Regions from separate parts of the Homo sapiens genome. Here region 2 is linked to region 1. The links are chromatin loops, found by intact Hi-C in ENCODE. Cell type or tissue: HCT116. All regions are shown on one strand. Links, peaks and the distances in the headings refer to the core of each region. The heading gives the core; the rest is flanking DNA. Region 1 overlaps DDX27 (DEAD-box helicase 27). Region 2 overlaps PTGIS (prostaglandin I2 synthase).

The links. Peaks named below come from ENCODE experiments on the same cell type or tissue, not always from the same donor. Only the 100,000 strongest peaks of a DNase experiment are listed, where the experiment ranks them.
Region 2: a loop joins it to region 1, with 5 times the contacts of the local background. A loop is called at or near these places in 7 of 110 quality-filtered maps.

The regions. Positions count from the first base shown.
Region 1 is chr20:49,241,435-49,249,765 of GRCh38, reverse strand. It overlaps DDX27 (DEAD-box helicase 27), which reads right to left. Exons shown (of 21, transcript NM_017895.8): 17 at 7,779-7,873; 18 at 7,560-7,683; 19 at 7,085-7,172; 20 at 6,063-6,137; 21 at 5,693-5,950. The coding sequence ends at 5,932. ZNFX1 (zinc finger NFX1-type containing 1) reads left to right here. Exons shown (of 14, transcript NM_021035.3): 14 at 55-3,866. The coding sequence ends at 2,499. Among named protein-coding and RNA genes, the nearest start is that of DDX27, 26 kb to the right of the region's middle. In HCT116, for the core only: a CTCF peak has its summit at 3,110 (motif pointing left); a DNase peak (open chromatin) is centred at 3,085.
Region 2 is chr20:49,531,068-49,539,398 of GRCh38, reverse strand. The region is part of intron 5 of PTGIS (prostaglandin I2 synthase); the gene reads left to right. Among named protein-coding and RNA genes, the nearest start is that of PTGIS, 33 kb to the left of the region's middle. In HCT116, for the core only: CTCF peaks have their summits at 2,121 (motif pointing right) and 4,976 (motif pointing right); a DNase peak (open chromatin) is centred at 4,998; H3K27me3 peaks cover 317 bases.

The sequences.
Region 1 (8,331 bases), core at 3-8,002:
AAAAACAAGTGCCATGAGTGAACCTTTTAACATGTCACTTCTTTTCCCTGTCAGGGGGTGTCTTCCAACCTTTTCTTTGTAGAACACAACTTTCCTGAACAGGAAATCCAAGAGGGCAAAAGCCATCAGAACCAGCATGAGGCTCACTTTGTGGTAGAGCTGTGCAAGTACTTCCTGTGCCAGGAATACCTGCCTTCCCAGATCACCATCCTCACTACCTATACCGGGCAGCTCTTCTGCCTGCGCAAACTGATGCCTGCCAAGACATTTGCTGGCGTCAGGGTCCATGTTGTGGACAAATACCAAGGGGAAGAGAATGACATCATCCTCCTCTCGCTAGTGCGGAGCAACCAAGAAGGCAAGGTGGGTTTTCTGCAGATATCCAACCGCATCTGTGTGGCCTTGTCCCGAGCCAAGAAGGGAATGTACTGCATCGGAAACATGCAGATGCTGGCCAAGGTGCCCCTGTGGAGCAAGATCATTCATACACTTCGAGAGAACAATCAAATAGGCCCCATGCTCCGGCTCTGCTGCCAGAACCACCCTGAAACCCACACCTTAGTATCCAAAGCTTCTGACTTCCAAAAAGTACCCGAAGGAGGCTGCAGCCTGCCCTGCGAGTTCCGCCTGGGCTGTGGGCATGTCTGCACCCGTGCCTGCCACCCTTATGACTCTTCACACAAGGAGTTCCAATGCATGAAGCCATGCCAGAAGGTCATCTGTCAGGAAGGGCACCGGTGTCCCCTTGTTTGCTTCCAGGAGTGTCAGCCTTGTCAGGTGAAGGTGCCCAAAACCATTCCTCGGTGCGGCCATGAACAAATGGTCCCTTGTTCCGTGCCTGAGTCAGATTTCTGCTGCCAGGAGCCTTGCTCCAAGTCTCTGAGATGTGGGCACAGATGCAGCCACCCATGTGGTGAGGACTGTGTGCAGCTGTGTTCAGAAATGGTCACCATAAAACTCAAGTGTGGGCACAGTCAACCGGTAAAATGTGGTCATGTGGAAGGCCTCCTGTATGGTGGTCTGCTAGTCAAGTGTACCACAAAGTGTGGCACTATCTTGGACTGCGGGCATCCTTGCCCAGGCTCCTGCCACAGCTGCTTCGAAGGGCGTTTCCATGAACGCTGTCAGCAGCCCTGCAAGCGCCTGCTTATCTGCTCACACAAGTGCCAGGAACCATGCATTGGTGAGTGCCCACCCTGCCAGCGGACCTGTCAGAACCGCTGTGTCCACAGCCAGTGCAAGAAGAAATGTGGGGAGCTGTGTAGTCCCTGCGTGGAACCCTGTGTCTGGCGCTGCCAGCACTACCAGTGCACCAAACTCTGCTCTGAGCCCTGCAACCGACCCCCATGCTATGTGCCTTGTACTAAGCTGCTAGTTTGTGGCCACCCCTGCATTGGTCTCTGTGGGGAGCCATGCCCCAAGAAATGCCGGATCTGCCACATGGATGAGGTCACCCAAATATTCTTTGGCTTTGAGGATGAGCCTGATGCCCGCTTTGTGCAGCTGGAAGACTGCAGCCACATCTTTGAGGTGCAAGCCCTAGACCGCTACATGAATGAACAGAAGGATGATGAAGTCGCCATCAGATTGAAAGTCTGCCCTATCTGCCAGGTGCCCATCCGCAAAAACCTGAGGTATGGAACTAGCATAAAACAGCGGCTAGAAGAGATTGAAATCATCAAGGAAAAGATCCAGGGCTCAGCAGGGGAAATAGCAACCAGCCAGGAACGGCTTAAGGCCCTGCTGGAGAGGAAGAGCCTCCTCCACCAGCTGCTTCCTGAAGACTTCCTGATGTTAAAGGAGAAGCTGGCCCAGAAAAATCTGTCAGTGAAGGACCTGGGTCTGGTTGAGAATTACATCAGCTTCTATGACCACCTGGCCAGCCTGTGGGATTCCCTGAAAAAGATGCATGTCTTAGAAGAGAAAAGAGTGAGGACTCGACTAGAACAGGTCCATGAGTGGCTGGCCAAGAAGCGCTTGAGCTTCACTAGCCAGGAACTAAGTGACCTCCGAAGTGAAATCCAGAGGCTCACATACCTGGTGAACCTTCTGACCCGCTACAAGATAGCAGAGAAGAAGGTGAAAGATAGCATAGCAGTAGAGGTCTATAGTGTCCAGAATATCCTTGAGAAAACATGTAAGTTCACCCAAGAGGATGAACAACTTGTGCAGGAAAAGATGGAAGCTCTGAAAGCCACCCTTCCCTGCTCTGGCCTGGGCATCTCAGAGGAAGAGCGAGTGCAGATTGTCAGTGCCATAGGTTATCCTCGTGGTCACTGGTTCAAGTGCCGCAATGGCCATATCTATGTGATTGGCGATTGTGGGGGAGCCATGGAGAGGGGCACGTGTCCTGACTGTAAGGAAGTGATTGGTGGCACAAATCATACTCTGGAAAGAAGCAACCAGCTTGCTTCTGAAATGGATGGAGCCCAGCATGCTGCCTGGTCTGACACGGCCAACAACCTGATGAACTTTGAGGAGATCCAGGGGATGATGTAGGAAGATGGTACACCACTGCCTTTTGCCCTCGCCACTGAATGACTGGGGCCAGCTCCCTAATGAAGGAACTGAAGTTTGTTTTTTATTATCATCCTTTTTAGGCTGGGCGCAGTGGCTTACGCCTGTAATCCCAGCACTTTGGGAGGCCGAGGCAGGCGGATCACGAGGTCAGGAGTTCGAGACCAGCCTGACCAACATGGCGAAACCCCGTCTCTACTAAAAATACAAAAATTAGCTGGGCGTTATGGCGGGCGCCTGTAATCCCAGCTACTTGGGAGGCTGAGGCAGAAGAATCGCTTAAACCCAGGAGGCGGAGGTTGCAGTGAGCTGAGATCATGCCATTGCACTCCAGTCTGGGCGACAGGAGCAAGACTCTGTCTCAAAAAAAAAAAAATCATTCTTTTTAGTCTTAGCACCTACTTAAGGATCCACTTTTAGGGCTCACCCACATTTGTTTCTAGATTTACCCCTGCGCTAGAGTAAGCACTTTATCTCCAGAACTGAGAGCAAAGTTAACAAATCTCACCCCTTCTCTCCTGCAAATTAGTGGACAGACTCCCTGGAACATGTTTGGGGCTTCCACCTAGGGCCACCTAGTGGTATCTCTGGGTCTTTACTTGGTCAGATGTTTATTCTACATTGTTCCCCAGGAACAGAGTATGAGCTCATTGATGCAGACCGATTCTAATTGCCAGGCCCTAATTTGCAGACTAACTCTCATAATAAACAGAGGCCCATAGTTGTTTATGAACTGCTTATCCCTTAAAGGAGCACAAGAACCCCTCCCTGCCCTCCTTGGGCACCCTGCCTCCAGGAGATGGAGGCACGTGATAAGACAAAAGACTGCACCAACTCACCCTGACACAGTTACATAGTCACTGAGAGTGGGGAAGATGGGACAGCCCACATGCTGCATAAGATGGGCCTTATGCAGCAGGCCCAGGTCGTCATTAAGGAGTGACCCCTTTCCTGTAACCTGCACTTTGGGATGGTAGAAGTTTCTTTACCTGCTGACAGGTTTGGTGGCACTGCTGGTTACCCCTGGGCCCTGAATGGAGCTAAAATCACATTTGGTACCAGCAGCACCTATCCCAAGTGTGATCCTTCATCCCAACACTCCCTCTTGGAGCTGTTCCCTGGGTAGAGCTAGCATGCCAGCAGCTTCTGCAGGCTCCAAACCCAGGCCAGAAGCCAGACCCAGGCCTGCTGCCTGCATCTGCATTCCCTCCTTCCAGTGTTCCTTAGAACAGACATTTAGGTATCTCAGGTCCTTTCTAAGTGTCCCTTTCCTATGTATGCATTTCCTTTTTTTGTCTTTACTATGCACTTTAGCTTATAAAGCCAATTAAAAACAATGATTGAGAAAATCAGTGGTCCACGTGTATCCTCAATTTTCAGAAGCAACTCAGCCAAAGACAGTGAAGACGGGCACAGGGAAGGCACTGTCTACAGTGAGGCTGTGATTTTGTTTTTGTGATACAGGATTTTTATTTAGCTGGTGAATGAATCATTTTTACCCACGGTAAAAAGAACATTTTTTCAGCCTGTACAAAAGGGTATACCTGAAGTTTCTTTCTCCAGAGGCAAACCCTGTTAACTTCCTGAGTCCTCCCAGAGAGAACTTATGCACATGCAATACACATCCCTTAGGCCAGGCATGGTGGCTCACATCTGTAATCCCAGCACTTTGGGAGGCCACATTGGGCAGATGGCCTGAGCCCAGGAGTTCAAGACCAGCCTGGGCAACAGGGCGAAACCATCTCCACAAAAAAAAAAATACAAAAATAAGCCAGGTGTTGTTGCTTGCACTTGTAGTCCTAGCTACTCCAAAGGCTGAGGTAGGAGGATCACCTGAGCCTGGGGAGGTCGAGGTTGCAGTGAGCAGTGAAGCCACTGCACTCCAGCCTGGGCAAGAGTGAGACCCTGCTTCAAAAAAAGGAAAAGGAAAAGAAAAAGTACACAGTTCTGCACTTGGCTTTTTTAGCCTAATAACCTACTTTCTGTAAAATCCAGTAAGACAGTAGTCTGAACTGTACTCCATCACACAGTTGTGCCATCATTTTCTGAATTGGACCCTCTGTTGGTGACTTAGGTGCAGCCTGAATGAATAGCTTTGAACACACTCTTTAGTATCTAGGGTATGTGCTACTGGATAACTTATAATTTTTAAGCTGGGGGTAGGGTGGTAAGTACTCCCTGAAATTATAACAAACTATACAGTTTTCCAGGTGGGGCCCCACAGCTTTCATCTCATTCTGAGTCAGAAAAGGATGAGAACCGACGTTCTTACAGGATCAAAACTGGTTTTTGGCCAGGTACAGTGGTTCAAGCCTGTAATCCCAGCACTTTGGGAGGCTGAGGTGGTGGATCACCTGAGGTCAGGAGTTCAAGACCAGCCTGGCCAACATGGTGAAACCCTGTCTCTCCTAAAAATACAAAAATTAGCCAGGCATGGTAGCGGGCACCTGTAATCACCGGTATTTGGGAGGCTGAGGCAGGAGATTCGCTTGAACCCGGGAGGTGGAGGTTGCAATGAGCCAAGATCGTGTCATTGCACTCCAGCCTGGAGGACAAGAGACTCTGGTTTTTGCAGCAAGTAACTAATTTATGGTGTCAAGGCTCCTTCTGTCCTTTTCGGGCTTCCATTTCTCCAGCAGCATTTCCACAGCACAGCAGCAAGAGGTAAGGTGAGGGTTCAAGTAGATGTTGGTTGAAAACCTGAATTCCCAGCTGTGCAACTCTGGAAAGTTAGTCTTTCCAAGCCTCTGTTTATTGGAAAATGAGGATATCACTGCCTGCCTCACAGGAGTGCAGTGAGTTGACTGGATTCTATTCAGCACACAGAATATCTGGTGCATGGTTGGCATTCATGCTAAAGTTCTCCCCTGTTGATGTTTTAGAACTAAGAGTTATCATTTAGCTATCTTCTTCAGCTATCATTTAGCTCTTAGTTCTAGAGTATCAACAGAAGAGAACTTTTCTGTTGTTGTTGTTTTTTTTTAAGAGACAGGGTCTTGTTATGTTCCCCAGGCTAGAAGAGAACTTCTACCAAGAATTTCCTCACTCCATACCCTGTTCCTCTACAAGCATAAAGATTATGCATACCAACTGTATGTGGTGATACCAAGCTAGTAGACTGTGGGCACATTTGCCATTGAGGAAGAGATAGTAATAAGATATACACTTGGATTGGTTTCTCTTTTCCCAAAAATACTTCCATTTAATATAGTCATATGAAAGCTAATCAGCAAGAAGGGAGATTGACAGACATGCTTAGGAAAATAGCTACGTACCATACCACCACACCAAAGTGTTGTTTTTTGTTTTTGTTTTTTTTTTAAACAAATGGAGAAAAGACAGACCAGCCAGGATGACTTCCCACAGGGAAGGGATTTAAGGGCTGCCCCCATGAATTTCTTCAGGCCACGACAGCTACTTCCTCCTCTTGTATCTGTAAGAAAATCAGAGTTAAGACCAGAATGAGGATGGAGAAGCTTCTTTTCCATGAAAGGTTTTTATCTCTAATCCCAAAACCTATGCCCCTCCAAAACAGCCAGTATCACCTGGATTTAGATTTAAAGTTTCCTCCTCGTCTCTGGTGGGGCAAGCCCAACTGTTTCCTTTCTTCAAAGGAAGGGCTGTGAGAGAAGATGACATGCTGAAATGAGCAAACTGTTGAACAAATGGGTGTTGTCTCACCCCCACCCTCCCCAGCTCCTACATGAAGCAGTAGCATCTCTGGGATGCATCATTTTCAGGCCCTAAGTTCTAAGCCTTTATGTGTTTCCACCTGATAACGTGTTTCTGGAAGTCAGGGCCCAATTTTAAAACAAGGTTGGAAGAGGCCCTTCTTAGGTATATACCACTACTTGGGAAGCTTAGTCTGCCCCTGCCCCAACCTTGGGCTGGGGAAAATGGTGTGGGACAACATATTCCTAAGAGCAAGCCAGGATTCTCTGGGGTTCTGCAGGATGGAACTTGAGATGAAAGAGTTATCACTCCCCTGAAGGAAAGCTCCATTTCTGAACCCAACAATGTACTATTTCACCTCCAAGGCAGGAACAGTGCTAACTGAACACCCCTCTCCTGTTCTCACCTTGGGATCCTCAGGTGGCTCTGAGAGGGGTGGGGGGTGGAGAACAGACAGGTACCCTTGAATTTACATAGTATAAAGCTATAGGTGTGCAAAAACTGGAAATGGGGAAGGAGGCAGAAGACTCATAGCTTCCATTAGAATACCAAGGGCTCGCCGGGCACGGTGGCTCAAGCCTGTAATCCCAGCACTTTGGGAGGCTGAGGCGGGTGGATCAGGAGGTCAAGAGATCGAGACCATCCTGGCAAACATGGTGAAACCCCATCTCTACTAAAAATACAAAAATTAGTTGGGCATGGTGGCGTGCGCCTATAGTCCCAGCTTCTTGGGAGACTGAGGCAGGAGAATTGCTTGAACCCAGGAGGTGGAGCTTGCAGTGAGCTAAGATGCACCACTGCACTCCACCCTGGGCGACAGAGCGAGACTCCGTCTCAAAAAAAAAAAAAAAAAAAAAAAGAATACCAAGGGCTCCATGATGACTTAAAATCCTACCCAGCTCGATACTGTTTCAGGGCCTTCTTGCTTGTGTTGGTGAGTTCTTCATCAAATACAGATTTCTTCCCCTGCTTTTGCTTCTTGGCTGTGCACAGAGAGAATGGGTTACATATGGTTGTCTTTGGCCCAAGCTCCTAAATCCCCTTAAGTTCAAGGTAATGATTCCAAGTTCAGTGGATACTCTGGCATCCAAAGACTATTTTCATTCTGTCCTCACCAGCTCCTCCAAGTAGCAGCTGGTGAGGCCTTAGGCTCCGGAGTCAGAAAAGCTGGCGTTCAAATCCTAGTTCTCAACAACCACAAGGTCACTGCGCCCCTTAGACCGTGGAGGGATAGCTGTACACATTGGTACATACTAATTACTCAAATAATGTGGGCTACTGTCATCATCCCTCAGATTTTCTCCCTGACCCAAAGCACAGGTTTCAGGGAAAACCTTGTACAAGCTCCTTTGGGCTCCCCATTCACCTACCAGGACCTCTCACTGGCTCCTCCTCGGGCATTGCTCGGGCCCGCTTGGCTCTGCGATTCCTCTTCGCTAGCCGTTCAGCAAACATCTGCGCCTTGAGGATTTCAAACTGAGACCTTTCCTCTGCCTAGGGGGAGTGGGGAGGTGTGAGTGTGGAACACACCAGGCCACTCTGACCCACCCCACCGAGTGGGCCCAAACTCCAAAAGGGAGGCCACTCACTGTCATCTCCCCCTTTTTTTTGGCATCCTTCATAAACTTCTTCCTTTTCTTCTTTCCTCTTAAGGCCAAGTCAAATTCCTGCAGAGCTTTGGCAACTGGGATGAGAAGAAAGCATAAGATTTCAGGGATGATTTTATCTTTTTTTAAGCTTACGATAAGAAGTGCACGTTTTCAATTGGTAAGTTAGCAGATTAAAATGAAAAGCGGCAAGCACTTCTTGGCCGAGTGCAGTAGCTCGTGCCTGTAGTCTCAGCACTTTGGGAGGCTGAGGTGGGTGGATCACCTGAGGTCAGGAGTTTGGGATCAGCATGGCCAACATGGTGAAACCCCGACTACTAAAAATACAAAAATTAGCTGGGCATGGTGGTGCACCTGTAATCCCAGCTACTTGGGAGGCTGAGGTGAGAGAATTGCTTGAACTTAGGAAGGGGAGGCTGCAGTGAGCTGAGATCGCGCCACTGCACTCCAGCCTGGGCGACAGAGCGAGACCCTGCCTCAAAAAAAAAAAAGAAAAGAAAAGCCGCAAGCACTTCTTCCACTGATTACCTCCATC
Region 2 (8,331 bases), core at 284-8,283, 290 kb before region 1:
CAGGGCTTGGACCAGAGCTTGGGTTCCTGGTGGAAATTCTGATTCAGCACATTTAGAGTGGGGCTGGAGAATCTCTGTGTGTGTGTGTGTTCCTTTTTGTGTTTTAAGGTTTGAGTTGCTTTAAAAGTTTTTACAAGTAGTTCGTGCTGATTATAAAAAATTCAAGCCATATAGAATAATTTACAGGGAAGAATAAAAGAGCGCTCCACTTTCTCCCCAGCCTCAGCCCACCACTTCCCTCTACAGAGGCAACCACCATCACTAGCTTGGAGTACATCCTGGGAGCACTTTCTCTAAACAGACACACAGATGTGTGTTATTTTTATTTTTATTTTATTTTTGAAGCTTTTAACTTCTTGTTTTTTACTGAGGTATAATTTATATACAGGAAAGCACACACATCTAAACGCACTGAGAGGCCAGGTGCAGTGGCTCACACCTGTAATCCCAGCACTTTGGGAGGCTGAGGTGGGCGGATCACTTGAAGTCAGGCGTTTGAGATCAGCCTGGTCAACATGGTGAAACCCCATCTCTACTAAAAATACAAAAATTAGCCAGGCATGGTGGCGGGTGCCTGCATTCCTGGCTACTCGGGAAGCTGAGGCAGAATAGCTTGAACCTGGGAGTTGGAGGTTGCAGTGAGCTGTGATCACGCCACTGCACTCCAGCCTGAGTGACAGAGCCAGACTCTGTCTTAAATAAATAAATAAATAAATAAATAAATAAATAAATAAATGCACTGAGAAGTGGATCTAAACATTTTATGCTCTTTCCCAGCCAGTATTCACCCCTGCGAGGTAGCCACTGGACTGGTTTCTTTTACCTCCAATTAGTTTTGCCTATTCTTCAGCTTCCTAGAAATGGAATCACACAGTATGTGCCCTTTTATGCCTGGCTTCTTTCACTCAACTTGATGTTGGGAGATTCATCCAGGTTGTTGTATGGATCAATAGTCCAGTTTTTATTTATTTTTTGTTTTTTGTCTTAAAAACAATTTTTTTGAGACGGAGTCTTGCTATGTTACCTATACTGGTCTTGAACTCCTGGGCTCAAGCGATCCTCCTGCCTTGGCCTCCCAAAGTGCTGAGATTATGGGAGTGAGCCAGCATGCCTTTTTTTTTTTTTTTTTTTTTTTTTTTTTTCTGAACCAGGGTCTCACTCTGTCACCCAGGCTGGAGTGCAGTGGTGCGATCTCGGCTCACTGCAGCCTCAATCTCCTGGGATCAAGTGATCCTTCCCCCTCAGCTTCTTGAGTAGCTGGGACTACAGGCATATGCCACTAGGCTTGGCTAATTTTTAAATTTTTTTGTAGAGATGAGGTTTCACTATGTTTCCCAGACTGGTCTCCAACTCCTGGGCTCAAGCAATCCTCCCACGTTGGTCTCCCAAAGTGTTGGGATTACAGACGTGAGCCACTGTGCCTGGCCAACAGCTTGTTCTTTTTATTGCCGTATAGTATTTCATTAAAGAAATATGCCACAATTTGTTTATCCATTCCTGGTTGATAGACATTTGAGTAGTCCCCCATTTGGAGCTGTTAGGAAGAGGTTGTTGTGAACATTCTTGTACGTATCTTTCAGTGCACACGTGCATTTCTTTTAGCTGTTGGCCTGTTTTTTGTTTTGTTTTTGTTTTTGTTTTTTTGAGACAGAGTCTTGCCCTGTTGCCCAGGCTGGAATGCAGCGGCACAATCTCGGCTCGCTGCAACCTCTGCTTCCCGGGGTCAAGCAATTCTCCTGCCTCAGCCTCCTGAGTAGCTGGGATTACAGGCACGCACCACCACGCCTGGTTATTTTTTGTATTTTTAGTAGAGACAGTGTTTCGCCATGTTGGCCAGGCTGGTCTTAAACTCCTGACCTCAGGAGATCTGCCTGCCTCGGCCTCCCAAAGTGTTGGGATTACAGGCATGAGCCACCACGCCCTGCCTAGCCTGTACTTCTATAACTTAGATATATCACACTAGAAGAATTGTTGTACCGCTTACAGCTTTCACTCAACTCCCTGTCTACAGCATTTCCACATCGATTTGTAAAAATCTACCTCATCTGTTTTTGTGGCTGCAGAGCGTACTTAGTGTTGGTAGAGTGTCCTGGCTGATTCCGTGTGCAGGGGCCGTAGGAACCACTGGGCGGCGCCATTCCCTGGGCCATGTGCCCCCAACTTCCCTGATGAGCAGAATCCTCTCAGGCCCTTCTTCATAACGTAGGTCCCTCAGCCCCATCCAGGTCCATAGGAATCCAGGTCTCCAGGGGAGAGCTTGGAAAACTGCATGTCTGACAAGTGTCCTGAGAAGGCTGGGAAGTGCTGTGTGTGCTGGGCTCAGAGACTTGCAGCAGAGGCCTGGATTTGAATTCCTGCGCTGCTGCTTCCTTGCTGGTGACTCGGAGCAAGTTACTTCTACTTGCCCCAGTTCCTTTCTCTGGAGGGACCGTGGAGGGGAGTGGCTAAGACAGAGTCTGGGCTCTGACGGCTTGAAGAGCTTTACCAGCTCCCCCTCCCAGCATCTGTGTGTTTTCTCTGTGCCTCAGCGATCTCATCTGCAAAATGGGGGGAACAGCAGGATCTTCCTAGAGGGCAGCTGTTAGAATTGGCTGAGGTAACAAGAAAAAGCACTGTGGCCGGGCGCGGAGGCTCATGCCTGTAATCCCAGCACTTTGGGAGGCCGTGACGGGTGGATCACCTAAGGTGAGGAGTTCAAGACCAGCCTGGACAACATGGCGGAACCCTGTCTCTACTAAAAATACAAAAAAATTAGCTGGGCGTGGTGGTGGGCGCCTGTAATCTCAGCTACCCGGGAAGCTGAGGTAGGAGAATTGCTAGAACCCTGCGGGTGGAGGTTGCACTGAGCCGAGATTGTGCCACTGCACTCCAGCCTGGGCGACAGAGTGAGACTCCGTCTCAAAAAAAAAAAAAAAAAAAAGAAAGAAAGAAAGAAAGAAAGAAAAGAAAAAAAGAAAAAGCACTGTTTGCTGAGCACTTACTATGTGCCAGATACGAGGTTAAGCATTGTCATAGTCAGTGCTCAAACACTTCATCACCCATTTCCTTTTGCTTATATATTTTTAAAAAGCCAAACTTTAATGCATTATTGATTTTGTTTACATTATGAGAGAATCATAATCTTGTGGTTAACAATTCAGAGTTACAGGTTGTATAAAATATAATACCCCTTCTTCCAAGCCCAGCTTCCTGTGAAGCCAATGTTAGCATGGTGGTATTATCCCTTCATGGTATTTTGTATGTTCTCACAACTAGAGACAAATATGCACATCTACAGTGTCTCTGTGTTTACAAAGAAAAATTGTATCTGTTATTTACAACCTGTTTTTAACCTAACAATATAGCTGTACATTCTTCTCTGTTGATATAAACATCTTTTAGAGATATTAGCTGATGCAATTAAACAAGAGAAACCAATTATAGACATCAGAATGGGTAAAGAAGTAAAACTATTCCTATTTGCAGATGATCTGATATTGTACCTGGAGAACCCCAGAAAATCAATAATAAAACAAACTCCAGCAATAAATGAATCCAGCAAAGTAGAAGGATATGAAATTAACATTAAAAATACAAGACATCTGGCCGAGCACGGTGGCTCATGCCTGTAATCTTAGCACTTTGGGAGGCTGAGACAGGTAGATCACTTGAGGTCAGGAGTTTGCGACCAGCCTGGCCAACATGGCGAAACCCCATCTCTACCAAAAATACAAAAAATTAGCCGGGCATGGCGGCAAGCGCCTGTAATCCCACCTACTTGGGAGGCTGAGGTGGGAGGATCACTTGAGCCTGGTGAGACAGAGGTTACAGTGAGCCAAGATCACGCCACTGCACTCCAGCCTGGGTGACAGAGCAAGACTCCATCTCAAAACAAAAACAAAAACAAAAAACCAATACATTTTTTTAGCCCTCACATGGCTGTTTCAGTAGTTAGCCATTTCCCTCTGACAGATGTCAATATTCTATCTTTCTTTCTTTTTGCTTTTATACCATTTCATTGTACTTGTATCTGTTCTACCATCTGGTTATTTCATTTCTCTCTGCCCACTTCTTAGAAGTGGTTTTGCCAGGTCAAAGGCCCTATACATTAAAATTTTTATCTGCTTCTGCCACATCATTTCCAAAACCACAGAGCAATTCATCCGCCTACCTAAAGGGAAGAAATCTGCTCCACCAGATGCCATCAATCTTTCCATTTATTTGCTAATCTGATGGGCAGAGGTGGGTAACTTATTGCTTTAATTTGCATGTTACCACAACCTTGCCAACATGCAGTTATCAGCCTTTAAATAATTGCCAATCTGATGGAAAAAAGGACATCTGGCTCTATGTGGCATATCACTGACTACTGTGATGAAACATCTCTGGGTGTGTGTGGTTTTTTTGTTGTTTTGAAACAGAGTCTTGCTCTGTCACCCAGACTGGAGTGCAGTAGCGAGACCTCGGCTCACTGCAATCTTGACCTCCCAGGCTCAAGCGATCCTCCCAACTCAGCCTCCCAAGTAGCTGGGACTACAGGCACGTGCCACTGAGCCTGGTTAATTTTTGTATTTTTTTGTGTTTCAGTAGCCATTTGCATTTCCTGTTTATGAGCCGGCTGTTTGTGTCCTTTATTATCTTTTTAGAGGAACTCATTTGAGCTTATCAAATCTTGCCATCCATGCTGGAAGGTTGTTATTCACATACCCATGTTGCAGATAAGGAAACTGAGGCTCAGAGAGGTGAGATCACTTGTCATAGACATGCAGCTGGTAGGTGGAAACTTGGTCTGTCTGTCTGCAAAATCCTGTGCATAAAGCACCTGCCACATCCTAGCACTGATTGCTTCCCCAGGAAAAATTGGGTTTCTCCATTACCATTTCCTCCACACAGATGCTCCAGAGGAGTCTGATTAGACGCAGAGGAACTCCCCCCATCACTCTGGGAGCAGCCCTGGGCTGGCTATAGGAAGGATGCATTTCTCAATATGAGCAGCAGGTGGCAATGTGGGACGGTGATTTCTCATCTTAATTGGGACCAGAGGCATGTGGGCAAAGCAGCCCCCGAACATTGCTGTGGGGTGCTTGAAGCATTGCAGCCTCTTTTGGCAGAACCTGCTGAAACATAAAATAAAATGCACATTCCTTTGATCCTGTACTTCCACTTCTAGGAATTTATCCTACATAAATGCTTGCACATGTCTACAGATACACAAACATATTCATTGTCACATTGCTTATAATTGCAAATGCTAGAAACAATTTAAAGTCCATCAGTAAGGGCTGATTAAATAAATTATGCATTCATCTAAAGGCCATCTATGCATCTAAAACAGAGTGGGACATACTGGTAGTGAATGAAATCTACTGTTACAAAAAAGAGCAAGCTGCAGGCAGAGGGTATACTATATCACTATATATACATACATTTTATATATATATATATATGTTTTTGCTTTTGAGACAGAGTCTTGCTCTGTTGCCCAGGTTGGAGTGCAGTGGCACGATCTTAGCTCACTGCAACCTCTGCCTCCCAGGTTCAAGCAATTCTCCTGCCTCAGCCCCCCGAGTAGCTGGGATTACAGGCACGTACCACCACCCCCGGATAATGTGTTTGTACTTTTTTAGTAGAGCTGGGGTTTCATCACATTGGCCAGGCTGGTTTTGAACTCCTGACCTCAAGTGATCTGCCTGCTTCAGCCTCCCAAAGTGCTAGGATTACCGGTGTGAGCCACCACACCCGGCCATTTTTAAAAATGTGGGAGTATGTATAGATTTTTGCCTTTGGGAAGGCCGAGAAGGGGTGGAGAGAAAATCATTTTTTACAAGATGTGGACTTGAACTCTTAGATTCTTTATTTTTCTTCTTTTTTTTCTGTATGCATACATTATTCTTCCTTCACTTTTTAAAGTATAAATATATTTTAAAAGAAAGTTAATCCTTTGAGAACCCTTAGGCCATTGAGTCTGGTGTTTCTCATACAGTAGGGAGTTGGGGGCAGGGGACAGTTAAACAGACCCCCTAGCTAAGCATAGTGCTTCTGTCTGGAACATTTATTTTACTGGATTATTTTGGGGGGCTGTTTATTTGAACATTGTTTTGGGGAAAAAGGCATTCTTATATCAAAGAATCACAGAGTCTGATGCAAAACTCTGATGCATTTCAAAGGTAAAACACAAGACTTTAAAGACATGTGTCTTCTGGGGGCCTCTCTGTACTATGCCCCCAAATCTAGAGGGCCTAGAGGGCTTTCCCAGAAAAAACTTGAGAGGTATTCAAGTCTGGGTCCTCATTTTTTGGATGAGGAGACTGAGGTCCAGAGATGGGCAGGGGCTCAGCCGAGGCTACATAGCATGGGGACTCTGGGATTTAAACCAGATACACCAATCTGGTTTAAATTGGTGGGCTGCCAATCACCGTGGGCCTGGCAGCCCTCATTCATGGCATCCGGTTATCACACCAATAAGAAATACCTCGTAATAATGGAGAGAATGTAGCAAGTAGCATTTTACAAACTTCTACCGATACCAAGTGTGTTCTGTGTGTGATCTTTCTGAATCCTCCTGACCATCCTATGAGCTAGATGGCCCTCATTTTACACATGGGGGAAACTGAGGCTCAGAGATGCAAAGTGACTTGGCCAAGGTCATCTCGTTAGAAAGGGAAGAGCTGGGATTTCAATGCTCTCTGTCTTCAAACTTTGTGCTCTGTATTTCGCAATTTATTATTGTTTCTTAATTAAAGAAGCAATTCATGAACATGTTCTCCTTGGGCTAATAATTTGCTAACATTCAGTAAGATTTGTTATTTAATAATATAGCGTTTATTAGGACTGTGTCAGTCATCTCTGTGCTTTAGATGTTAATAACGCATTTGATCTGTATATAACCCTCTGTGGTGGGTACTTTTATTATCCCAATTTACAGGCAAGAAAACTGAGATGCTGAGATGTGAGGTGACTTGTTCAAGGTCAGGCACTCTGCTACAGCACTGGGCCTCTTAACTGGGCTCCTCTGACTTTTGTTAAAAAAAAATCAAATATTTCAAAAAGGAAAATTCTCTTTTGACCACATTCCCTCTAAATCTATCCCCAGGTAACTATTGCTATCTGTTTGCTGTTATCCTTCTAGAACAGTGCTGTACATAGACAAATAATGGGAATCACATTTGTAATTTAAAATTTTCTATTAGACACACTAAAAAAGAAAAATAGAAGTGAAATCGATTTTAATAATACATTTTATTTAAGCCAATACATCTAAAATATTATTAGCATTTTAGCATTAACCAATGTTAAAATTATTGATAAGATATTTTACATTTTGTTTCTCATGCTGACTCTGGAATCCAGTGTCTCCCCTACCCTATATTAAATGTGGCTGCATTCGAGCCAGCCGCATTTCAAATGCTCCATAACTCCCTGGGGCTTGCGGCTACTCTGTTTCCCAGAACAACACTTGGCCTTTATGCAGACATTAAAATACAGCATGAGGCTGCGCACAGTGGCTCACACCTGTAATCCAGCACTTTGGGAGGCCAAGGCAGGAGAATCACTTTTGTTCAGGAGTTTGAGGCCAGCCTGGGCAATATAGACAGACCTTGTCTCTACAAAATATAATAATAATAATTAGCCAGTTGTGGTGGCTCACACCTGTAGTCTCAACTACTCAGGAAGCTGAGGTGGGAGGATCACTTGAGCCCAGGAGGTTGAGGGTGCAGTGAGCCAGACTACGCCATTGCACTCCAGCCTGAGTGACAGAGCAAGACCTTGTCTCAAAAGAAAAAAAACAACAAAATAGCAAATTGTACTGGAATCCCAAGTAGACAGCAAGCCTCTGTTTTCCCAGTGGGAAGATTTTTAAAATTTTGTCTTTTTTTGATTTTTGGGGCAACCTAAATATTGAAATAATTAGGAATGGAAGTAAATAGTTGCATTTCTCCGTATCTGTTTTGTTGAACGTCTGTAGTGAATTGTATAAATGTGCTGTAACCATTTCGAACATTTGCTTTCTTCCCACGACCACATTTCAGGAGGGGGCTTTATGCAGACTCCCCCTTTAACTACACAGCTTTGCTCATCTGCAGGGCCCCAGGTTGAGCCACCAAGCTCAGTTTTCCAGAATCTTCTCTTCCTCACTCCCATATGCACTGAATTCCTTGAATCTCTACAGTATATGATGTTTCACTGGAAATTATTTTTGGGGGGTTTGCCAGATTTTCTATTATTTTATTTTAAAAATTATTTCGCGTGGTTTAAACATTAAAAATGTAAAGTAGATTACAAACCACATACCCGATATGGGGTTAACATCCAAAATAGATAAGGAACTCATACAACTCAATACCAAAAATT